3 separate regions of the Homo sapiens genome follow, and regions 1 and 2 are each linked to region 3. The links are chromatin loops, found by intact Hi-C in ENCODE. Cell type or tissue: endothelial cell of umbilical vein. All regions are shown on one strand.

Evidence for each region. Peaks named below come from ENCODE experiments on the same cell type or tissue, not always from the same donor. Only the 100,000 strongest peaks of a DNase experiment are listed, where the experiment ranks them.
Region 1: it touches region 3 in a loop (3-fold over the local background); 69 of 110 quality-filtered maps call a loop at or near these places.
Region 2: a loop joins it to region 3, with 8 times the contacts of the local background. A loop is called at or near these places in 52 of 110 quality-filtered maps.

What each region holds. Positions count from the first base shown.
Region 1 is chr9:129,138,617-129,146,616 of GRCh38, forward strand. PTPA (protein phosphatase 2 phosphatase activator) reads left to right here. Exons shown (of 10, transcript NM_178000.3): 9 at 3,829-3,936. Among named protein-coding and RNA genes, the nearest start is that of PTPA, 31 kb to the left of the region's middle. RefSeq lists enhancers at 1-499, 968-1,057, 1,130-1,757, 1,178-1,227, 1,518-1,677 and 5 more and a silencer at 2,278-2,327. In endothelial cell of umbilical vein, CTCF peaks have their summits at 692 (motif pointing right) and 4,512 (motif pointing left); DNase peaks (open chromatin) are centred at 755, 1,435, 3,015, 4,545 and 2 weaker places; H3K4me3 peaks cover 190 bases; H3K27ac peaks cover 6,407 bases.
Region 2 is chr9:129,330,770-129,338,769 of GRCh38, forward strand. LINC01503 (long intergenic non-protein coding RNA 1503) reads left to right here and starts at 6,154. Exons shown (of 4, transcript NR_120686.1): 1 at 6,154-6,219. RefSeq lists enhancers at 3,237-4,436, 3,420-4,222, 5,027-5,830, 5,831-6,634. In endothelial cell of umbilical vein, no CTCF peak of the experiment used is centred here; a DNase peak (open chromatin) is centred at 3,442; H3K4me3 peaks cover 632 bases; H3K27ac peaks cover 403 bases.
Region 3 is chr9:129,492,879-129,500,878 of GRCh38, forward strand. It overlaps LOC124900275 (extensin-like), which reads left to right. Exons shown (of 4, transcript XM_047424330.1): 2 at 600-717. It overlaps LINC00963 (long intergenic non-protein coding RNA 963), which reads left to right. Exons shown (of 5, transcript NR_038955.1): 2 at 600-717. Among named protein-coding and RNA genes, the nearest start is that of LINC00963, 8.2 kb to the left of the region's middle. RefSeq lists enhancers at 942-1,742, 1,743-2,542, 2,543-3,343, 3,344-4,142, 4,457-5,025 and 1 more and silencers at 3,056-3,105, 3,126-3,255, 3,786-3,985. In endothelial cell of umbilical vein, no CTCF peak of the experiment used is centred here; DNase peaks (open chromatin) are centred at 3,193 and 3,933; H3K4me3 peaks cover 1,821 bases; H3K27ac peaks cover 2,208 bases.

The sequences.
Region 1 (8,000 bases), 350 kb before region 3:
GGATGTCTGCTGCCTCAGTGAGGTTCCTAGCAGGCCTGTGGATGCTGGCCACGGGGGCTGCTCTCCGTCCGGGCTGTGTATTCTGAGCCCCCGACGAGGTGGAGAAAGCTGGGTTATAACCAGCAGCCTTGGCTCCAGGCTCTTCCTGGTCAACATTCGGCTCAGGCTTCTGCCAAACTCCAGAGGCCAGAGGGGAATGACACATTTTTTCCAAGTCAGCAAATGGAGCCGGGACTGACGGCTGGGCGGCCACCACTTCATTCCCGGAGATCTGCTGCCCTCAGCAGTGTGGCAGGCCCAAGGTCGGGAGGACTTGGGGGCAGCCTGGCTCACTGCCTTGAAAGCCAGTCACGCGCTGCTCTCTGTGGAGTGGAATGTGGGGGTCTGCGGAGCCCTGGGGGACCTCAGGATAAGCTGGAGGAGCAGGGTGGGAAGAAGGGTGCAGATGCCACACTGAGTTCTTGGGTGTGGCTGAAAGGCTGAGCTGTTTGGGCTCCCCCGGCGGCTGGCCAGGCCTCTGGGTCCCTGTCGGTATTCTAACTAGGAGGCATGCCAGGCCTGGCCTCCAGGATTTTGGGAATTGATTCCATGGTAAAATTTTGTCTTTAGTTGGTTGGTTGATTTTGTTGGTATAAACACCCCAAAAGCTTTTCCAAAGTTTGGGACCCAGTTCCTCCAGTAGAGGAAATCTCAAAGTAGCCACTAGGTGGCAGGAGAGGCACACTGAACTTGGAGAGGGTTTGGTGACATTTATTTGAGGCAGCAGAAGGAACAGGGAGGGGAGGGCGTGCCTAGAGTTGTTGGCTGTTCCGCACCTTCTCCACAGGTCCGGGTTTTCACTTTGGGTCTAGGCTCTTGGGCATGGTGTTCAACAGTAGACCCTAGGAGGAGTGTGCCCAGGAGCCGGGGTGGCTGCAGCAAGGGCCCATCTTGCCACGTGGCCGCTGGTTGCAGCACACGTTGTGTTGGTTCTCCAGAGCGCCCACCCTCTTCCACCTCGGAGCAGTGAGCAGCATTTTGCAGTCCCTAGTTGGTGAGTGGCCTGGCCTAGCTCACTGGGGACCTGGAGGCTTGCATGGAGTTCTGTACGCCTTGCTTGGGAAGGAGGCAGTGTTTCCTCTGGAGACCCTGGATTCACCATGGTGCTCTTTTAACTGGGAGATTAACTAAAACACCGAGAACTTGGGAGTGGAATCAGGCAGCCCTTTCAGGGTCTCATGCCAAGACTGCCCTGATACCCGTGGGCATCCTAGGTGAGGGACCCCACCTTGCAGGGCCTCTACAGCCTCTGTAAATGCAGCCCTGGCGCCTTTAAGAGCCCAGGGCAGGCAGGAAAAGAATTTCAGTTTCAATCTGGCTTCTAAATTTGGAGTTTTGGGAAGGGAGGGATCAGATTTCAGCTGGAAGGGAAGGAGCTGACAGGAAGGCGCTGTGCAGAGCCTCCCCACCCCCGCCCATCCCCCCAGTTACTGACAGAGGAGCCATTTACAAAAGGCCGATTCTCTGGGGAGTGGAGAGGCAGGAACGCAGCGTCTGTGAGTAATTTCCTGCTCAATATGGCTGCTCTGACTCACACGATTCCCCTGGGGTCACTGCGGGCTGCAGCTCGCTCGCTCATTCTGGTTCTTTCTCTTCTCCCTTTGTGGCTAGAATGAGCTAATTTTTTCTTTGTCTTCCAGCCCCGATTCCTTTTTCTCCCACTCGTCTGTTTTCCTTTGCCAGAGTTACAGGCAAAGGACTGTAACCTCCCTGAAGGACTTAGGGAGACCCTGGGGTACTGAAGGCCTGGGGGCAGCCTGCAGCCCCTCCAAAGAAACTACCTCTCTGGCCTTTCTGTGTGTAGGGGCCCAGGGCCACTGGAGCTCCAGGACATGGGCCTAGCCCTGGCTCTGCCAGAGGCCTTTTGAGGATCTGTTCTTTGGCCCTGGTAGGCGAGGCTGGCCAGGAGGCAGGGGCTCTTGTCTTCCAGTGCCCATCTGCCTGCCTTTGCCTCGGAGCCCTTGCCGGGCAGGCCCCTGGCAGACAAAGCCGACAAAGCCGACAGGGTGCCTCCTGGTTGCTTGCTCAGAGGGCCCTGTCCAGAGAGTGAAACTGGTTACACAGCTCCATGCTCCCTGAGCTTTCCTGGGCCTGGAAGTGTGCACAGGGCTGGAGCCTGCAGACTGGGGAAGGGGTGGGGTAGGGTGGGGAGGTGGGGGAGGGGCTGGGGGTGGAGTGTGGTTGAGCAGGGCAGTTGAAACAAAGCTCCCCAGAGGTGAGGCCCCTGTAGGCTCGGGGTGCCTGGCTGCCCTCCTGGAGGAGAGAGCCTGGGGTGATTCTGAGTGAAGCGAGTGGTCCAAGACAAGGCCCCCAGGGACCAGAGTGGGCTTTGTCTCTGTTGGGTGCCTCGGGCTCTTGCCTGGCTGTGGTGGAGCCTGGGAGAGAAGAGGAGGGGAGGGAGGAGCCTGTTGTCCTTGCTCCTGAACATGGGTGTTTGGATGGGCTTTTTGGGAACCTGGGCCAGGGGAGGGAAATGAGGGGGATAAAATGACAGGTTTTTTTTGACTTAAATCTTAAAAGTTTTGTCACAGTTGCCCTTACTAGAGAAGTAAGAGGCCTGCCAGGAGTGGGTCACCAGGTGGCAGCCCATGGCTCAAGAGTGGGGGCTCCTGAGGGCTCTTGTGGTGAACTGATGCCCCTTTTTGGAGAGCGTTTCTGGCTTATCTTTTCTCCTTCAAAAAATAACCCAGTCTCCCCTGACACCCGCATGTTTCTAGAACCTTCCAAGTCTCTGTTTCTTTGCCAGATTCAGCCTCTTTGCAGAGTCTTCCTTCTGCAGCATGGGTCTGGGGTACAGAGCCCTGTTCCCCTGTAAATGCTGCCTATGAGCTGGGGGGCTGTGTCGAGGGGAATTATGAACTGCTTGGTTAATAAATACAAATGTGCTGGACTTGCGGTGTCAGGGGGATATGCTCAGGCACACAGGCGTCCCTCTGTGGTTTCTGACGTCATGGGAACTTCATGCTGGCTGCAGAATCTTTCTCTTCCGTCCTGGAGGGTCAGACTCTTTGGCAAGAGGGAGGACCAGGAATGGAGCCGTCCTTGTGCCTGCCTCTTTCAGCTGCTGTGGCGGCCACCCCTTCCCCACCTCCTGGCCAGGCCAGGCTGGCTGCTGCTTCAGGCACCCCTGCCTCCCATCGGCCCTCTCTTCCCTGCCTGCATGGCAGGCAGAGGGCTGTCGGATACCTGGGTTTGGTCATACCCACCTTGGTCCTCTTGCAAATTGACCCTTTCCTCATCTCTTCTAGCTCTGCTGGTGGCAGGTGCAGACCACGTGTCCTGTGGGGGGGCCTGGGGGAGAGGGGGTGGGCCTGGAGGGGTGGGGCCTAGCTGCTGCTGCTATTTATCTGAACCCAAGTGAATCCCTGTGCTGGAGAGGCGCTCTGAGGCTCCTGGGGAGTCGGTGGGAACGACACCAGAAGCTCAGGTGGAGATCTTATCTTCCTGAGGCTGCTGGATTTGGTGGGCGATAGGAATCAGGCCCCCTTTTTTTGGCTGTGGGAGAAAGAGGGGTGACTGCGGGTAGGTGGGCAAGGAATGTTATATTTTCCTAGCAGGCCTTGAGGGCCAAAGGGGAACCTTGTCTCTGGCACTTGCATGTGCCTGTTTGTATGTTTGCCCCTCAGGCAGATGCTATAGCTTGGTCCCCAAGTGTCTGCGCGTGCATTGTGTGCGTGTGCGTTTGTGTGTGTGTGTGTGTGCATGCATGGGTGTGACTTTGCTGCAGGGGAGGAGGGATGAGCTCCCAGCCAGAACCTGTCTCTTCAGCTTGTGGCTTCTCTTTTTCAGATGAAGACTGGCCCATTTGCAGAGCACTCCAACCAGCTGTGGAACATCAGCGCCGTCCCTTCCTGGTCCAAAGTGAACCAGGGTCTCATCCGCATGTATAAGGCCGAGGTGAGTGGGGGCTGGCCAGTGTGCCCGTCCCTGCTGCCGCACTTGGTCCTGGGCTGGGGACAAAGCAAAAGATGTGGAACCTGGGGCTCCTGCTTCCTCCTACCCCACTGTTTTGCTCTGAATCTTAGGCCAGCCCCTCTGACACTTGGGGCCTCGGAATCTCCCATCTGGGGCATGGGCAGTCAGAGAAGCACCAGCCACCCCAGCCCCGAAAAGCTGCAGTCCAGCTCTGTCCTGATGAGCTTGGAGGCTGAGGCAAGGACCTGCTGCATGGGGAGTGGGGGCGATGGGGGCCTCCCTTCTCCTTTATCAAGTGGCCAAAGGCTCCTCAAAGCTCGGGCAGTCTGAGTCTGGCTCTCCCATGGCATACCTGGGAAGGGTCTTACCCTTTGGAGGCATCTCCAAAGTGCTGCCTTCAAATGTTAGTGTGTATGATCACTGAGTGGTGGGAGGTCTGAGGGTAGGCCGAGAATTGGCATTTTTATGGACCGCTTCAGGGATTTTGATGCAAATGGTTTTCCCTGCTCTCAAATCAGATGCTGAGGAGAGGAGAGCTGAGGCTTCCTGGAGCTCCCCCTGCTGGCAGGCAGCCGAGGGTGTCTCCTGCCCTCTTGGCACTGTTCTCCCAGCCAAGGAGGTGGCCTTTTCTCTCTTCCAAGTGGGGAGGAGACATTTTATTTCTACTCTGTCCCTTCTGCTAGCTCCTCCCACTTCCTGGGAAGACTAATTCTAGAACTGCTTGACCTTGGCCAGGGAAGGGCTGGATGTGAAGTTCCACACCTGGAGTGATGGGTCCTTAAAGTCCCTTCTTTCTGTTCTCAGGCTGGCCCTTGTGACTAGTTCATGGCCTCAGACACTGTACTGTGGGCACCATCTCTTGACTCCTGGCCGGCCTTCTCTTCTGGGAAGGGGCTGCTCCAGGTCTTCATTGGACCCAGAGCTTCCTGGATCCCATCAGCAGAGGCGGGACAACGGGGAAGGGTGCCAGAGGCCAGCGGGGTGGGGGAGCACAGATGCTTCCAGTTGGCTTGGCTCCCTGCACTTGGTCCTGAAGGGGTTAATGAGGCTTGAACTGAACAGACCGGGCCCTCACTCCCTTCCGCCCCCTCCCCCTTTGGTCCCCTTCCTCTGGACCTCACATCCTGTGTTTAGGTTCCAGCCCACATACCTCTCTAATCTGAGAGGCCTGAGAGCCCGTTGGCTGGAGCTGCCTAGGTTCCTTCCGGCTGCAGCTGGCCACCCCCGGCTCTCCACTCCGACTCTGCCCTGGGTCACTGCCCTCTGGTGTCCTGATGTTCCTGACCCCACCCCCGCCTGTCCCACAGTGGGGGCTGCTGGGGAACTCTCACTCTGCTGTGCCCCGCCTCCAGGGTGTCTGAGCATGTGAGAGGTGCACATCGCCCACCAGCCACCTCCCAACCCCAACCCTTGTGTGCCAAAGAGAGGACTCTGGCTGCCTTCTCTGCTTGGTACCTGAAGTACTGTCTTCTCTACAAGCCTCTTAATTCAAGTGACTCTAAACTTCTCTCGACTCAGGCTCTAAGGCCCAAAGGATAGGGCAAGAGACCCTGTCCCCTTCTCTCACCTGCCCTTCCAGAGACAAAAGAACTCCAGGCTGCCAGAGGATGAGGGAGGAGCATATTCGGATTGAAAATGGTGATGGTGTGGCAGGAACACAGGGACTGTCCACTCTGCACAGGCTGTCGGGGTCTCCGTGGGGGCTGAGCACAGGGTGGCAAACACAAAGAGGACACTGAAAATGACCAACTCAGGATGGGGGAGCTCTCTAGTAATCTGAAAAAGGGAGATTCTAGCCCTAGTTGAGGCCGGCGCTGTGTGGGGAAGGGGACAGGCTCCTGTATAGGGTGACGCTGGAACTCCCTGACTTTAAGATCACCAAGTCAGGCCGGGCGTGGTGGCTCACGCCTGTAATCCCAGCACTTTGGGAGGCCGAGGTGGGCGGATCACGAGGTCAGGAGATCGAGACCATCCTGGCTAACACAGTGAAACCCCGTCTCTACTAAAAATATAAAAAAATTAGCCGGGCGTGGTGGCGGGTGCCTGTAGTCCCAGCTACTCGGGAGGCAGAGGCAGGAGAATGGCGTGAGTCCGGGCGGTGGAGCTTGCAGTGAGCTGAGATGGTGCCACTGCACTCCAGCCTGGGCGACAGAGCGAGACTCTCTCAAAAAAAAAAAAAAAAAAAGATCACCAAGTCTTTGCCTGTAATCCCAGCAATTTGGGAGGCTGAGGTGGGTGGATCACTTGAGGCCAGGAGTTCGAGACCAACCTGGGCAACATGAGGAAACCCCGTCTCTACTAAAAATATAAAAATTAGCTGGGTGTGGTGGCTCATGCCTGTGGTCCCAGCTACTTGGGAGGCTGAGACGGGAGAATCGCTTGAACCTGGTAGGCGGAGGTTGCAGTGAATTGAGATCACACCACTGCACTCCAGCCTGGGCAACAGTGTGAGACTCCGTCTCAAAGAAAAAAATCACTGGTTGGGTGCGGTGGCTCATGCCTATAATCCCAGCACTTTGGGAGGCCAAGGCAGGTAGATCACCTGAGGTCAGGAGTTCATGACCAGCCTGGCCAACACGGTGAAACACTGTGTCTACTAAAAATACAAAAATTAGCCTGGCATCGTGGTGCGCACCTGTAATTCCAGCTACTCAGGAGGCTGAGGCAGGACAGTCACTTGAATTTGGGAGGTGGAGGTTGCAGTGAGCCGAGATCATGCCACTGCACTCCAGCCTGGGCAACAGCGAGACTCCATCTCAGGAAAAAAAAAAAAAAAGATCACCAAGTCTTTGCAGTGTTCAACACTCATTGACAACTTACTAGCAACTAGCCCTTAGTCCTTGGTCCCGAAGGGCCCATGGGCTGGCATGTTGCCTACACAGAGGTCCAAGGAGAGGGCTTGTTTTCTCAGGCCAGTTCTTAGCCCCTAAGGAGGCCCTCCAAGGCCTGCCAGTCTTGCAGTCCAGGGGTGGGTAGGAAGGCTGGGTCTCCAGTCAGAACTGGTTGATTGAGGGGAGTCAGCCTCCTGGGCTGCCACAGAAGTCTGACCAGCCTGGCAGTAGGTGGCCTCAGGATTTGGGTCTAACTCTGCTCTGTCCCAGCCTTTCTGACCGAAGAACCAAGTGCTCTCAGGGGCCTTGTGTGGTTGCGGGGCGGCGGGGGGGAGGGTCTGTCTTTCCTCTGGGCCATGGCTGTGTGGGTGCTGCCTTCAGAAGGACCTTGTCAGGACCCAGGGAGTCCCTTCCCCAGCTTGAATCACCTCTGGCTGGAAGGTCAGGGGGCAGTCTGAAGCCGCTGCTCCGCCCAGGTACATGGGAGGGCCTTGCTGGGAGAAAGGCTGGGCTGGAGGCTCCTCCTGCCCTGGAGCCTTAGGCTTCCTTGGCCCAGCTCCTGTGGCTCTGAGGGGGCTGGCTCTGGGGTCCTGTGGGCAGAATGGGAAGAACCCCTGCCTCCACCCCTTCTCGCCTTGCAACTTCTTCTATGGGAGCTAGAGGGAGGTTGACCTTTGACCCCTTCTGGAATTCCAGGGCCCTTGGGGGGTGGGGGGGCTCTTATGACCACTTCTGGGATGACATAAGCACCATGGCAGCTGCCTTGGCCTCTGGCCTGGATCTGCGGCTGCTCCCCCTCCCGCCCAGGGACCACCTCCCGCTCCCTGCTCCCGCATTCTGTGTCTCAGGCCCAGGATCCTGGCTGTGGCCAGGGCTCTGCTCCCCACCCCACCATGAGCTTGGTTTCCATCCTTCTTTCCCTCCCCTCCTGGCGCCTCTTTGGCCCACTCGTCACCCTGGTGCTTCTCCCTCTTAGGTTCCACAGCTGATTTTTGAGGAGAGGGAACCTGGGCCAGTCATAGCACCCGTTTGTCTCTAAGTTAGTTGGAGGTTAAGATCACAGCCACAGAGTGAGGCTCTTACTCTCTCTGAGGCCATAAGTCTTGTTCCACCCCAGCCAGGAGGTGCCTAACATACTCTGTTTTCTGTGGCCAAAGGTGTGGGAGGAGGCCCTGGTCAGTCTTGGCAGATCCAACCCTCGCATGCCCAGAACGG
Region 2 (8,000 bases), 160 kb before region 3:
GTTCCTTACCTACTGTGGAGTACAAATTATCCCAAACTTAGTGGCTTAAAATAGGCATTTTAGTATCTCAGCTTCTGTGGGTCAGGAATTCAGATGTGGCTTAGCTGGCTGGTCTGTCTTAAGGTTGCCATCAAGATGTCAGCTGGGGCTGTGGTCATCTGAAGCCTTGACTGAGGATAGAGGATCTGTTTCCTAAATGGCTCACTGACATGGCTGACAAAGAGGCTTCAGCTCCATGCCATGCAGACTTCAGCAGGCTGCTTGAGTTTCCCCACAATATGGCGGCTGGCTTCTCAGAGTGAGTGATGCAAGAGAGTGAGACTGAAGCTGCAGTACCTTTTATGACCTAGCCTTGAACAGTACATGCAGTCATTTCCTCAGTATCCTATTGGTTATGCAGGCCAGCCTGATTGATTGTGGAAATGTGTGAATGCCAGGAGGTGCGAATTGTTTGGAGACCATGTTGGAGGCCAACTGCCTTAGTAACCATCACTTTGGTACCAGGACATGTAACTTGCCTCATTTGCACAGTTGCTTTTTCTTACCATTTTGTAGACATGAGTAACATTGGGAAGTGAACCTGTTAACCTGTGATATGAAGAGAAGGGGAAGAGACCAAAAATTTATCAGCCACACCAAGCCCTGGAAAACAGCGGTACTAATAACCCAGCCTCCCTTCCTGGGTGCTCACTCTGTACCAGGTACCTCATGGGCCTCAGGGTGCTATGCAACCCCTGTCCCCATGAGCAGGTTCCACTGATATTTTCAAGTCAGGCCACTCATGCCTATGAAATGCATGAAATGAGATTTTTTTGTGATGTTGGCTATGGCAACACACGTGGCTCTGCCTGATGGAAGCTGAGACAAAATTGGTAACCTGAGCGAACCCGTGTGGAGAAGATTTGAGCAGAGAGTAAGCTTAGGATGGATAAATGCCCACGATAAACAAATAATAAATAGATGAGATGAAATATTTATTTCATGTACAGGATGAGGATTAAATACGTTAACAAGATGAGGAGTCAGGGTGAGCCTGGGGAATCCCTGGTTTCACTGGAGCCTCCTGGCTGGGAGAAGTGTCACGTCTCCAGGCTGGGGCAGCGGCAGGGCTCCCTGGTTGGGAGGTCTAGTGGTGACACGTGGAACACCTGGTGGTGAGCCCCAGAATGCCTGTGTCCCAGGCCGACCCATACTGGTCATGAGCTGTGTGATCCAGGCAAGTGACTTCACGGACCTCAGTTTCCCATCTGCAAAATGGGATGATAACAGCAAACTTCACCACTTGTGATGAGGATTCGGAGAGTGAATCTTTGGCCCAGCACAAGGCCTGTAAGGTGTTTCACATGGCAGAGTTGGTGGCGGGTCACCAAGGTGGTGGTGTCCCAGGTTGAAGGAACCTTTCTAGAAATTCCATTGCCTGGAAGGATCCAGTGACACACAGTGGACCCTGAGCCACAAAACAGACTGTGGTAACTGCTGGGGCCTCCCGCAGGGTGATCCCCGAGGAGGCTGGGAGGAGCTCAGCCCTTTCTTCTGCTGGGGGCATGTGCAGGCATGGAGACTGCCCGGCCCCTTCCTGTCCTGTTGGGGCATGATTTTCAACAGAGGGAGGATTCTGGGCATGTTTTCCTTTGGAAGTCTCACCAGGCTGAGCAGGACTTAGAGGAACTCCGGCTACGTTTGCTGTCCCAACAAATAGACCAGGTATAGAGAGAACAGGCCCTGTGAGAGGTAGGGAAAGGAAGGGAGCTTTGGTGGGGAGATTTTGGGGTCTTTCCTGTGGGTACCGAGGTTCTGGGCAGCTGGGTGTGCTGGCCTCCTCTCTGGACATGCTCTGTGGGCATCTTGGCTGTAAATTCCAGGCCCCCCTGCCAGGGATTCCCTCTCTGAGTCTTCAACGAGAGTGAAACTCCATTTCAAAAATAAAATAAAATAAAAAAGCGAGGAGGCTGTGGGCCTAGATGATCTCTCAGCCCCTCCCAACTTTAACACTCTGATTAATTGCTGCATTTATTGAACTCCAGCTGTATGCAGGAGTGGTGTCTGGGAGATGGGAGGTGCTGACCCCAACCCAGGAGGAAGAACCAACCTGAGCCTGCAGATTTCTATGTGGCCTGGGATGGCAGAATGGCCATGTAGGCTGCAGGAGAGCCTAGTACCAGGCCCAGCTGCCATCTGAAACGTGTCCTGCTGGTGGCACTTTGGCGTGGTTCAGGTGTTCTGGTCTTAGAGTCCATTTGGTTTGTACATGAAAATATGTTAGCGGCCTCTTTCCAGTAAGGTTCTGTTTTTGTTTTTTGTTGTTGTTTGTTTTTGTTTTTAGACGAGTTTCGCTCTTGTTGCCCAAGCTGGAGTGCAATGGCATGATCTCTGCTCCCCGCAGCCTCTGCCTCCCAGGTTCAAGCGATTTTCCTGCCTCAGCCTCCCAAGTAGCTGGGATTACAGACATGTGCCACCACGCCTGGCTAATTTTGTATTTTTAGTAGAGACAGGGTTTCTCCATGTTGGTCAGGCTGGTCTTGAACTCCTGACCTCAGGTGATCCACCCGCCTCGGCCTCCCAAAGTGCTGGGATTACAGGTGTGAGCCACTGAGCCCAGGCTTTTTTTTTTTTTTTTTTTTTTTTTTTTGCGACGGAGTCTTGCACTGTTGCCCAGGCTGGAGTGCAGTGGCGCAATCTCGGCTCACTGCAACCTCCACCTCCTGGGTTCAAGCAATTCTCCTGCCTCAGCCTCCCAAGTAGCTGGGACTACAGGTGCGTGCCACCACACCAAGCTAATTTTTGTATTTTTAGTAGAGACGGGGTTTCACCATGTTGGCCAGGCTGGTCTCGATAGCCTGACCTCGTGATCCACCTGCCTCGGCCTCCCAAAGTGCTAGGATTACAGGCGTGAGCCACCGCGCTCAGCCCAAGGTTCTGTTTTTTATTCAAGGCGTCTTAGGGCTTAGAGCTAAACTTGACCATGTCATTCCACACATAAGCCCTTCCCTGGCTCCTCACTGACCTCAGATGACGGTTCATGCTGGGAGTGGCCTCAAGGCCTTCTGGGACCTGGCATGGGCCAAGCTCTCCCACCTGGGGCTTTCCTCCCCTTCCTCTCTCTCCTCCAGAAACACAGATTGAAACATGAGAACGTCTCTCTTCCCTCTAGAGCCTCACACTTGCTGCCTCCTCTGCCTGGAACTCTCTCCCTCTGCTCTCACAGGGTTCCCTAAGTGTCGCTTCCTCCAAGAAGCCCTCCCTGATGAGTTGAGCCACTTTAGTTTGTGCTCAGGCTCACCCTGCACGTCTTGGTTGCTCTCATCACTGTAATGATCTAAAACACACGTCTGCTCATGAGACCCGCATCCCACCCCCGATGCTGGGGCCGCTCTTGGATTTTCATGCCTGCTGCCAGCACCCAGGGGGAGCTCCGGAAATGTCTGCTGGGTGAGTCATGAACGCGCAACCTGTTGATCCAGGTTGGTAATCAGTGGCCGGGCCTGCCAGCAAATCACCTGACCCGGTCACCCAGAGGCTGGGAAGGACTGCCGCGGCTGCCGCCCAGATCCCTCCTTCCTCCCCCTGAAGGCTCTGCCTGGAAGGAGCGAAGGGGTTAAGTGTTTCTGGCGGCCTGGTGCTGTGTCTGCTGCAGTTCCCCCTTCCGGGGCTGCAGCAACCCGAGGTTGGCGAGGAATGTTTGCAATGCAGAGCTAGGAGGAGGGCGGGCTGCTAGAGGTGGGGGCCGAGGCAGGCCCGCGGCCAGGCTCCCTAGTTGAGCAATGGCCCTGCTGGTTCCTGTAACTCGGACCCCTCCCGCCTTTTCCCGCCCTGCCGGCTTCCTCCACCCCGGCTGGGCTGCCTGCCGGGCAGTGGGGGCGGCCTGCACTCAGCTGCAGAGGGAGGTGGAGGGACAGAGGCCCAGATAGCCTGAAGGTCAAGAGTGAAAGAGAGGGGTTCCCTGAGAGACAGAGCAGGGGTGCAGTTGGCTCAGCCACCCCAGCCCAGAGAAGCGGGGCCTTTTCCAAAGTCACACAGCAAGACACCAGTGAATTGGGCCACAGCTCTGGGTCTGGCCTCTTTAGTTCCCATAACTCTAGGCTGCAACTCCCACACACAGCAGGGAGGTCACATTGCCACTCAGCTGGGAAGCTTTGAACCACAGGGGACCCTCTCCCAACAGAAGGCAAAGCCCCCCCACCCCAATGCACTGGCTTGGCCTCTTCACCTAATCCCCAGGGTCTCAGAGAGGACAGTGCACCCACTGGTCTAGGTGCACCCCTCCATCCTGCCATTAACTCCCCACCACTTCCCACTGCCCACTGCCCGGCCAGGTCTTGGGGACCTTGGTCACCTCTGTTCCTCGCTTCCGGGAGTATGAAGTAAATGAATGAAGGCCAAACTTGAGCTGGTTCTTGAAAACCCTCTCTCCCCTCTTCCTCTGGGTCTTTTCAAGGAAGGACCAAACTGGCACGGTGGCTCATGCCTGTAATCCCAGCACTTTGGGAGGCTGAGGTGGGTGGATCGCCCGAGGTCAGGAGTTCGAGACCACCTTGGCTAACATAGTGAAACCCTGTTTCTACTAAAAATACAAAAAATTAGCTGGGCGTGTTGATGGGCACCTGTAATCCCAGCTACTCTGGAGGCTGAGGCAGGAGAATCGCTTGAACCCAGGAGTTGGAGGTTGCAGTGAGCTGAAATCACACCATTGCACTCCAGCGTGGGCAACAAGAGCAAAACTCCATCTCAAAAAAAAAAAAAAAAAAAAAAAGGAAGGACCTTCATGAGTACCAAATATTCACTTGGGCTCAGACGCAAAACTCAGCTCTTTCTCCACAAGCACCCCCCTCCTTTGGGGGGAAGCTGTGTTCCCTGACACTGTGGGATGAGCTCCTCCCTCTGCCGGCAGTATTTCCTCTCTGGGGGACCTCTGGGGAGGTGGCCTTGCAGTTGGGCACACCTGGCTTGCATCCCAGAGGCACCACCTTCAAGCTTCCTGGCTTTGCCACACCTCTCTGAGCCTCGGTTTCCTTATCTGTGCCATGGAATTCAGAGAGGCCCCAGTCTCACTAGGCTGAGGCTCAGGGCCAGTTGCCTTTTCCTGGCCCCACAGATGTATGGTCAGTTTGGGGGTATGCCCCCATCCCTGCTCTGGGCTTTGCCTAAGACAGGCTGTGGGCAGCCCTCAGAGGCGCCAGTTTGGCCACACCTGGCTGGAATCAGCGGGTGGGTGGGAGCACACAGCAGGGACCCAGTGCCTTCTAGAACACAGCTAGCAGTTCCCGTGAAAATCAAAACACCCCATTTTACAGGTAAGGAGGCTCTGGGAGGAGTGGCTTGCCACACTATGCAGATATAAAGAGGGATATTCACCAAGAAAAACATACCAATAACACCAAGGGCCCTCCTACACATTGTTCTACCACTATTTATTGAGCACTTACTACATGCCAGGCAATGAGCCAAGTGCTTTACAAGGCTGACCTATTTCAATCCAACAGCATACCGAAGAGGGAGGCATATTGATCCCCCTTTTACGGGAAACAGTGAGGTTGATGCATTTGCCCAAGATCACACAGCTCTTGGGGAGTGGAGCCTGACTTTGAATTTAGGCCGCCCGCCCCCAGAGCCTGTGTTCTTGGCCATCCTTCTTCGCACCTGGCTTAGAGACCCAGGCTCTGCATAGAGGGGCCCAGTGATCTTGGGTTAGTCCCTTAAGCCCCAGCCTAGCAAAAGGGAAAGGAAATATCTTCAGCACCCAGTGAGGGGGAGCTCAGAGAGGGGACCCCTTTTACTACAGGGCACACAGCCGGCTGAGCCAGGACCCACCACACTCAACTCCCCGGCCCCTGGCTCCCAGGAGGTGGCTCCTCCATGGCCGGGAAGGACCCCCACGGCTGCTCCCGCAGGCAGATGGACAGACGATGGCCCCCTCCCACGGCCTGCGGGCTGTGTGGCATCGCCACCTCCTCCCGAGCAGGCTGCCTTTAAGAAACCAGAAGATTGATTTCCTGGCAGGCTCTACGCCGAGGAGCCCGTCCAAATGGTTTGCATGTCTGCATTTTTTACTGCTCCGTTTAATATGTATGCAAATGCCGGCCGGCTGCGCCCGCCGCGCGGCTGCACAGTCACACGCGGCGCCCCATTAAAGCGGCCGTCCCGGGCGCGCGCCTCATTCGAGGCGACGGGCTCCGGGCCCTGATAGATGGGGTGCGGGGACGGAGACAAATGACGGCCTTTGTAATTTCTTTTCTCTCTTTTTCCGGGGGAGGGGGAACTCGCAGAGGAGATTTAAATATATGCAAAATTGTTTGCGGGCTGGGGGTGGGGCGGAAACCTGAAAGGGGCGGCGGGGGGAGGAGCTGGTGTGTTCCTGGTGGGAGTCGGGCTGGAGGCAGGAGGGGAGCCGGGCCCCCACAGTCACCTTCTGGCGGAGACAGCCGAGCGAGCCGCTCTGCTCCTGATAAGCAGGCCCGGTCCTCTGGGAAGCGTGGGCTTCAGCCGCAGAGAAAAGGAAAATGCTGGTTATTTTCGGCCCCGTTACACGCGGGAAGCCGGGGATGGTGGTTTTTCCCCCATCGCACCACCGCTTTCTTTTCTTGGGCTTCCAGGGCTTATAACTTAATTGGTACGGTGTCATTTAAGTTTCGCATTAGCCCATGAAGTGGGTCCCGGGTTCACACCCATTGTGCAGATGGGGAAACTGAGGTTTGCGGGAGTGAAGTCCCTTGGGGAGGGTTGCAGAGAGAGTGGGTGGGGATTGGGTCCCTCCAGAGCCCTGTCTTTGATCCCCACGGCCCTCTGCTGTCTCTCTGGCTCTCAGCGGTGGGGTGTCCGCGTGCCTGCCTGTGCCCCAAATCTGCCCGGGCTCGCCCCATACCACGAGCCAGCCCCCTCCTCCTGCCTGCCCCCACGCGCGCCAGGTGACAGGCCCACAGCCCAGCGAGCTGGGGGACTGAGCCTCACATTTTCCAAATATTGCTTAAGCCTAAAATCCGAAGTGCTGGTTTTAAAGGAATCTTTCCTAATTTGTCAGGATTTTAGGCCACATGGCAGCTGGGGGCAGAAACATTTCTGAGAGGAGGCTCCAGCCTCAGGAGAGACCCACCGTGGAGCAGACCACTCAGACCCACCGGAGACCCAGAGTTACACACTGCTGTGTCCGTGTGTGCGCGCCTGTGTCCGTGTGTGCTTGGGTGTGTCGTGTCATTGTGAGTGTGCTGGTGTGTGTGCACCAGTGGGAGTAGGGGAGTGTATATTAGTGCATGTGTGAGTTTCAGTGTGTATGTGTTAGTGTGTTACGGGAAAGGGGTCCTGATCCAGACCCCAAGAGAGGGTTCTTGGATCTCGCGCAAGAAATAATTCAGGATGAGTCCACAGTGAAAAGCAAAAGCAAGTTTATTAAGAAAGTACAAGGGATTGGGCGCGGTGGCTCGCACCTGTAATCCCAGCACTCTAGGAGGCCGAGGAGGGCAGATCAACTGAGGTCAGGAGTTTGAGACCAGCCTGGCCAACATATAGTGAAACCCTGTCTCTACTAAAAATACAAAAAAAAAAAAAAAAAAAAATTAGCTGGGTGTAGTGGCATATGCTTGTAGTCTCAGCTACTTGGGAAGCTGAGGCAGGAGAATCGCTTGAACCTGGGAGGCGGAGGTTGCAGTGAGCTGAGATCACGCTACTCCAGCCTGGGCAGAGCAAGACTCCATCTCAAAAAAAAAAAAAAAAAAAAAAAAGGGATAGCGGTAAAAAGACAGCTACTCCGTAGACAGAGTAGGATGTTCCTGAAAGTAAGAGGAGGAGCGAGGAACGCATCCACCCTAGGTACAATGCTTGTATATATGGGGAGATTTGCTCTGCTACAAGGGTTTGTGATAAAGGATTAATTTTCTTAATTACTATATTTTGCAAGAATCGATATTATTATCTTTAAAGCAAAATTAGGAATGCCTTTGTTCTTCAGATATGGCGATATCTGGACACTCCTAAGTCCGGGTCTGTTTTAGTAAACATTATTAATTTGT
Region 3 (8,000 bases):
ACTTTGGGAGGCCAAGGCAGGCAGATCACCTGAGGTTGGGAGTTCGAGACCAGCCTGGCCAACATGGAGAAACCTTGTCTCTGCTAAAAAATACAAAATTAGCCAGGCGTGTTGGTGCATGCCTGTAATCCCAGCTACTCAGGAGGCTGAGGCAGGAGAATCGCTTGAACCCGGGAGGCAGAGGTTGCGGTGAGCCGAGATCACACTATTGCACTCCAGCCTTGGCAAAAAGAGCGAAACTCCATCCCAAAAAAAAAAAAAAAACAAAGCTGCAGCTCAGAGAAGTGGAGACACTGGCCCAGGGACCCACAGCAAGGCCTTGGCCCAGCTGGGGCTAGATGGCAAGAGGTGGTTCAGCATTGGAGCTCCATTGCCTGGGTTCAAATCGGGGTCTGTCACTGGCCAGCTGTGAGCCTAAGTCTCTGAACTTCTCTGTGCCTTAGTGTCCTCATTCTGTAGAGTGGAGATAGTAATCATTCCTATTTCAAAGATTGTTGTGAGAAATAAGTGAACTAATACATGTCATATGCTTAAAAGCAGGGCCCAGGACACAGTGAGCATACAATAGACATTAGCTGCTGTGGTGTCTTGATTTCAAGCCCAGTGCAGATGCATCTGACTTACGAAACTTCAGTGACACCTGCTCTGTGCCAGACACTGAAGATGGAGCAGTGAACAGCACTGACCCAGCCTGTCCTCCTGTTGCCTGCAGGCCAGGTAGGAAACACACTGGAAACTGATAACTCCATGTGCTCATCGCCATGTGGTTTCTGCTGGTCTGGGGAGCCGGGGACAAAGAGCAGAAAACATGGTTCCAGGTAGAGGGGGGTAGCACGCATGAAGACCGTGAGGCAGAAAGCACACAAAACTGAATTGGAGAGAAGGCCCAAATGGCTAGAGCTCAGAACCCGAGGAGAGGAGAGGGGAGGAAAGGAGAGACCTCCAGAGCCTGGGGATGATATGTAGAGAGCCCGGGAACCAGCGCTGGTTAGAGAGGGAAGGAAGCCTGCAGCCTTGCATTTTAGAAAGATCTGGCTGGCTGAGCTGAGGAGGGCAGATAGGAGGTTAGGGTGGCGGAGGGGGGTTGGGGGGCAGGCAGAGAGTAGGGGCTAGGAGCCCAGGGAGCAGGCGGGAGATGGAGCAGCCGGATAAGGGGGATAAGGGTGGGGGGCAGTGGGGACAGGGTAAAGGGAGCTGACTCATTGAGGTGGGAAGCTCCCCAGGGTCGGCATTTGGTTGGGGCATGGGGAATCTGGCTGGGGCGGGGGTACATGGCTGGAGGTGATGGTTAGGAGCAAGCTCAAGGATGGAGGGAGACCCCGTGTCCAGCTCTGGCCACCCCAGCTGCCGCAGCACCCTGGGGCCATCAGCCCACAGACTTGAGCCCTGTGCTTTAGAGGGCAGCGCTCCTGGACCAGGGAGACATTTCCAGCTGGAGCCATGGGCCCCTTGACCATGATCTGGCACCTGGGGCCCTGGAGTTCCCTGTTCAATGGCCCCAGCCTGCGTCCTGTGTGCATCCTCCTGAGGGTTGTCTGAGCCACCTGTTTGGGCACCCCTAAACCCCAGGAGTGACCAGGAGGTGGCTGTTGGCAGGGGGTGTGGACAGAACATGTGCTTACAGCCTGGAGTGCCTACACCTGAGCATGCACAGCCCCTCAGGGAAAAGGACAGAACCTGGGGCAAAAAGAAAAGAAGAGGCGAGTGTGAAGCCGGAGGCCAGAGGCTGAGAGGCGGGCTCCCCAACCCGCTACAGCTCCTCCTGTGGTCTCCAAGGAGCCTGAGAATTCTAAACACAAACCCAGCCTTCCAGGTGTGTTTGTCCTTATGAAGGTGTATTTGTCAAGGAAGGAGGACAGAACTTTTTTTTTTTTTTTGAGACGGAGTTTCGCTTTTGTTGCCCAGGCTGGAGTGCAGTGGTGTGATCTCGGCTCACTGCAACCTCCACCTCCCTGGTTCAAGCAATTCTCCTGCCTCAGCCTCCCGAGTAGCTGGGATTACAGGCATGCGCCACCATGCCTGGCTAATTTTATATTTTTAGTAGAGACGTGGTTTCTCCATGTTGGTCAGGTTAGTCTCCAACTCCCGACCTCAGGTGATCTGCCCGCCTCAGCCTCCCAAAGTGCTGGGATTACAGGCGTGAGCCACCGCACCCGGCAACAGAACATATTTTATTTAGCAGTTTGTTAGCTTGATTTATAACTTGTAAATACCTAGACATGAGGTATGTGGGCCTCGGCTTGCACTCCTGCCCCAGGCTGACCCCTGGTGCTGCCCAGAGAGAAGCCGCCTCCCTGGGCTGACCCCTAACCAGCAGGCTGACCCCCAGGGGATCCTGCAGGCTTCTTCAGAGCTTCCTACTCCATGCACCCTCGCTGGGCTCAGTCCAGCCCCCTGCCTTTGTCTGAGGGTCCTCCTGCCTCCCTGTTTGAGGATTCAACTCCAGCCCCTCCCTGCCCTCACCCTTCTTCCTGTCCCTTGTCCATGGAGATCCTGGGCTCTGGTTTTATTTGGCCACAGTGGCATCTGTCACGAGCTGACCAGCTGGGTATGAGTCCTGTCCCTCCTTCCGGAGAGACGGAGAGCTCCTAGAAGCAGCGCCTCCCAGCAGAAGCAGAATCTTGCCCTGGGGAGGAGTACAGCTCAGAACCCGCAGACTCGGGGTCAAATCCCAGCTCTGTGACTTTCTTGATGCGTGACCTTGGGAGGCAGCTTTGCTGCCCTGAGCCCTGTTTCCTCCCCGGAAAACCCATAATAATAACTGTACCTCTTCCAGTGAGGAGACAAGGTGGAATAGAACGCAGAGCCCACGTGTGCCTGGCACTTGGCAAGTACACCGGGAAGAAGGAATTGGGAAGGGCAGGAGTTACATCATTCACCTGTTTACAGCTGAGCAAACTAGCGGAGGCTCGGCGAGGTGAAGCCAGTCCCCCAAGGTCACACAGCCGGCCGGCCGGCCGCAGGACAGGGGCCGAAGACGTAGTTGTCTGACCTGTGCTCTAACCACTGTGCTCTCTGGCCTCAAGCCGGCTCCCACACTACCCTTCCCTGTTCTCCGTGGCCCTCCAGCGCCTGAAAGCCGCTTGGGGGCCGCGGAGGCAGGTGGCATGGCCAGGGCAGAGTCCGCGGGGCGGAAAGGGTTAACGGGCTCCGCCGCATTGGGCTGTCCTTCAAGGGGGGAGCCAGCCAATGAGCGCGCGCCGCGATGAGGTAATGCCGGGACCACGCGGAGTGGGCGGGGCTGACGGGGACCCCGCAGAGCTCAGCGCTTCTTCTCTCCCCACCTACCCCTCACCTTTGACCTTGATGTACACCCTCCCCTCCCCCAACCTTACCCCTGCAGAGGCGCCCGAACTGAAAGTCGGCTGCAGGGCCGCGGGCCTCCCTTAGTCTGGGACAGGAACTGAGAGACGTCCCGGCCTCAGTCACACCCTCTGGGCCTCAGTTTCCCTTTCTGCAAGAAGCAGAGTGGGTGATCGCTAAAGACCCTACCAGCTGTGGACGTCCTTGGATCCCAGGACAGTTTTCAGCCCTTCCCTGCCCTTGGCCCGAACTTTAACGGTCCCAGCCCCGGCTTCCCCTCAGGCGGTGCCCAGTGCCAGGACCTAGGAGTCCCTCGGGCCACGGGGAGAGAGCCTCACCGGCCCAGCCACGCCCTCCATGTGACCCCGACCCATCCCTTGGGTGTCGCACCTGGCGCGCCCACCGAGGCCACTAAGCTCTGCTAGCTGCACCAGCAGCAGGACCTGCCGGCGTGGCGGTCAGAAGTCAACATTCATCCCACCGCCAGTAAAAATCGAGGGCCTACCGCCTGCCGCTCAGGGCCTCGTCCTGAGCCGTGTCCCGGGGCCGCCCGCGCCCGCCACCCCTCCCCCCGGGCCTGCAGGGAGCCGGTCCGCCCCTTTCGCGCAGTCCGGGCACGAAGTGGTTAACGCCTTTCCAGCCGAGCTGGCACCGCGCGGCCGGGCTTATTAGTCAGCTCGCGGGGAGGCGGCGAGGGGAGGGGAGGGGCTCTAGTGGAGAACCGCAGAAAGCTATTCTCAGGGGCTCCCGAGTGTGGGGAGGGCGGCTCAGCAGGAGCTGCTGCTTCCCAGAAAGTTGATTATTTTTAACCCAGGAAGAAGAAAGGAAGGAGGCGAGGGAGAAGGACTCAGAGAAAAGAGGAGAGGAAAAGAGAGGAGAGGAGAGGAAAGAAGTGAGGGCGGGGGAGGTCCGGGAAGGGGAATGGGGAGAGGGGAGGGAACGGGAAAGAGAGCAGGAGAGGAGGGGAGAAGGAGGGGAGGCAGCAGGGTGATGGAGGGAGAGGGAAAGGCAGAGCCCAGTTGGAGCTGGAGAAGCCAGCTGGCAGGGCCTGGGGAGGAGGAATGGATGCGGAGCGGGCACTGCCACCTCTCCCGTACCCCTGGGGCTCTGTGGAGCTCCATCCTGGCCTCCTGGTGCCCCAGCTGAGAGCAGCCCCCCAGCATCATCAACCTAGGCCCGGGCGGGGGCGGGGAGGGGGGCGGTGGGGCGGGGCGCTGGGCTTGGAGGAGTGGAAGGCACAAGGCAGCCGCAGCCCTGTTCTGGGGGCTCTCCAGCCAATATGTCCTTGCCCTTTGGTGGCCACTGGGACACAGGGCTTGGGAGCCCTAGGGGAGGGGCAAGGAGGCCTCCCCTGATACTCCAGGGTCTCTCCAGGGAGGGCTTCCTGGAGGAGAGGGTGGGAGGGACTGGGGCTCCCTTTTTCCTGCCTCTTGGTGGAGCCAGGCTGAAAACCAAACCCAGAGAGGGCCCCAGGAGGGTGCTGGGGACACAGTGACAAACAAGACAGCCACAGCCAGGCCCACACAGGGCAGTCCTACAGCAGAGACGGTAGCTGCACAAATCATGATGAATAAGGCATTAAAGAATGACAAGGGGGTAGCGGGCAGGGAGCACTGGTCCCCTGGGCCTGGCCTCCGCAGAGGTCGCAGAAGACCTCCCTGAAGAGGGTGCCTGAGGACCAGGGTGGCTGACGAGGGGAGGAGAGACTGGTGGAGGCAAGAGGGACAGGGGTGGTCTGGATGGGGACCCCCAGCCACAGACCTAAGAGCTTGAGAGGGGATCACTATGGCCAGTGGCAGGGAGGGGGTCATTTGGCCTGAGACCAGCCCTTGTCTTGTGGTGGCTGGAAGCTTAGGAAAGGTTTTATAGAGAAAAGAGACTAGATTGCCAAAGCTTACTCAGAATGGTAGGGACAAGAGTGGACACAGAAGCCGGTTGGGAGTGTGGCACTGAGATCCAGGGGAGATGGTGGCAGCTGGCTGAGACAGTGTGGGAGGTACAGGGGACAGGGCATGGTGTGAGGGTGAAGGAGGCGAAGGAGGGGCTGGGGAGGCTCCTTGGGCCCTGGCATGTGCAGTGGGTGGACACTGGTGCTGTCCCCGAGGCAGAGGACAGCATGGGGGAGCAGGTTCATGGGAGGCCAGGCATTTGTTTTGAGACATGGTGGGGGCAGCCAGGAACGGTGTGCCAGGGGGAGGAACAGCTTGAGCAAAGGTGCAGAGAGGAGACAGGCAAAGAGAACCACATGTGACATGGTGGGACATGCCGGAATCTTCCAGAGAGGTGGGCCACATGTGACATGGTGGGACATGCCGGAATCTTCCAGAGAGGTGGGCCTCTGATGCAAGCAGACGGGTCTGCCCTGGATCTGCAGGCAGTGGACAGCTATGGGCATGTGGGAGCGGGAGAGGGGAAGGGAGCTTCCAGCTCTAGACACAGTGAGGGTGCCCAGCAGCCAGGGACCCAGGCTGGTGGTGGGGGAGTGTCACTGGGGCAGGTGTCAGGGCCTTAGCTCTGGGACAGCATGTGTGTGTGTTAGAATGAGTGTAAAAGTATGAGAGGGAGTGCGAGAGTGTGTGTGTATGAGTGTGTATATGAATGTGAGTGTGTGAGTATTCGTGTGTGTGTATATGAGTGTGTGAGTGTATATGTGTGAGTGTGAGTGTATATGTGTGTGAGTGTGAATGTGTGTGAGAGTGTATATGTGAGTGTGCGTGTGTGAGTGAGTGTATAAGTGAGTGTGAGTGTGTGTGAGACTGTCCCTTGCACTAAGTGCCCTGCCCTCCACTTGAGGCACAACCCATGGGACACCTCCAACCTCTCCAGGACCAGGGAATGGCCCAGCCAGGCCAGACTAGGAAATGATGGATGGAGGAGGGCCTGGGCTGCTCCTCTGAAAATCCACCCCCAGCCCTGGTCACTCTGGAACCCTGGAGCAGCATCTGAGCCCCTCCTCAAGGAGCCCAGTGGCTGGAGGGCAGCGTCCAGGGCCACCTGCCTACCTCTTACTCAGGACCTGGTCTGTCCTCTCCCAGGATGGAGCTTGGGGTTCCTGAGCTTGGAGCTGCCTGTAATACCAGGCCCAGTGGCTCAGCCAAGGTCAGGTTCCAGACAGTGGCTGGGGTAGTGGCAGGAGAATGAAGGTCTAGACAATCACAGAGACTCTGGGAGGCCCAGAGAAAGTGGAAGCCAGAGAGGAACCCAAAGTCCCAGAAACTGCAAAGAATGCCAGGGAGAGGAGGAGAGAGAAAAAGGCCACGTAGCAGCCCTGAGCCCGAGAACATGTGCCACATTTTCTCTGTCTGTGGGTCTGTTGAGTTTGGCCCAAATGGCTCTGAGCTGACTCTGCAGCCACAAAAACTTAGGGCCTTGAAGGTCCCATCCAACGCATGAAGGACTCTCCCTGGGATGGAAGCAAAGAGGGAAAAAGGATTACAGGCACATGCCTATAATCCCAGCTACTTGGGAGGCTGAGGCAGGAGAATCACTTTAACCTGGAAGGCAGCGGTTGCGGTGAGCTGAGATCACGCCATTGCACTCAATCCACCACACCCGGCCAATTTTGTATTTTTGGTAGAGACTTGGTTTCTCCATGTTGGTCAGGCTGGTCTCGAACTCCCGACCTTAGGTGATTCGCCTGCCTCAGCCTCCCAAAGTGCTGGGATTACAGGCATGAGCCACCGCACCCAGCCGATTTTTTGTATTTTTATTAGAGACAGGGTTTCGCTGTGTTGTCCAGGCTGGTCTCAAACTCCTGGCATCAGGTGATCCACCCGTCTCAGCCTTCCAAAGTACTGGGATTGCAGGCATGAGCCACCGCGCCTGGCCCAGGCAGTGTTCTTTTCCCTATTTTGCAGATGAGAAGACCAAGGCTGAGAGAAATTTGTAGTCGGCCCAGAGCTATATATACAGCAGGAAGCTGCGGGAATTGCGATTCAAACTTTCAGGCCTGCTGTCTCCCTGGGAATTCTGTTCTCACTGCCTCCATATAAAGAAATACACGTGCAGGAGGCAGCCCAGAGCACCCTCCTCTCCCTCCCAAAAACCCACACAGTGATCCTGGCCAGGCCCCCTGGGCCCAGGAGGAGCCGTGTCCCCATTAGGCATCTCTGAGCTGTGCTTTCACATTGGGGTCCCCCCCACCAGGGCTGGTGGAACACAAAGGGGGGTGGCCAAGGCAGAGAAAGAGCCCGACAGGCCAGGAGCCGGCTTTTCTCCCTGCTTTCTTCCTCCCTTGCTTCTTTGTTAAGCTCCCTTTCAGCTGAACCGGCAGAGCCTGGGTGTTCCGAGCTGACAATAATTGCTGCGTCTAGACAGTGTCTGGTATGAGGCCTCCCTCTCCGCGCCTCACCGGCCTCCCCGAGGCTCCTATTCCCAGCCCCGCTGGCCCCTGCTCTGCGCCCTCTGTTTCCCACACCCCTGCCCCTATCTGGCTGCCCAGGGTGCCCTGTCCTGCCTCCCTGCTGCTCTAGGCCTCCCTCGAGTTTTCAATCCTTGCATCTCTTCCTCCCTCCCCAGCCGCACCCCAGGCGCTGGCCCCATTCCCTCCCACGGCCTGAAATTCAGGGAACAAAGGTGGTTTTGCATCTGGCTGTGGCTGGGAGACCTTCGAAGGAGACTGAGCCAGGCAAACCCTCCCCTCCTGGCTCTTGGCCCCCTAGGAGCCAGAGACTCACATTGCTGGCTTCTGAGCTGAG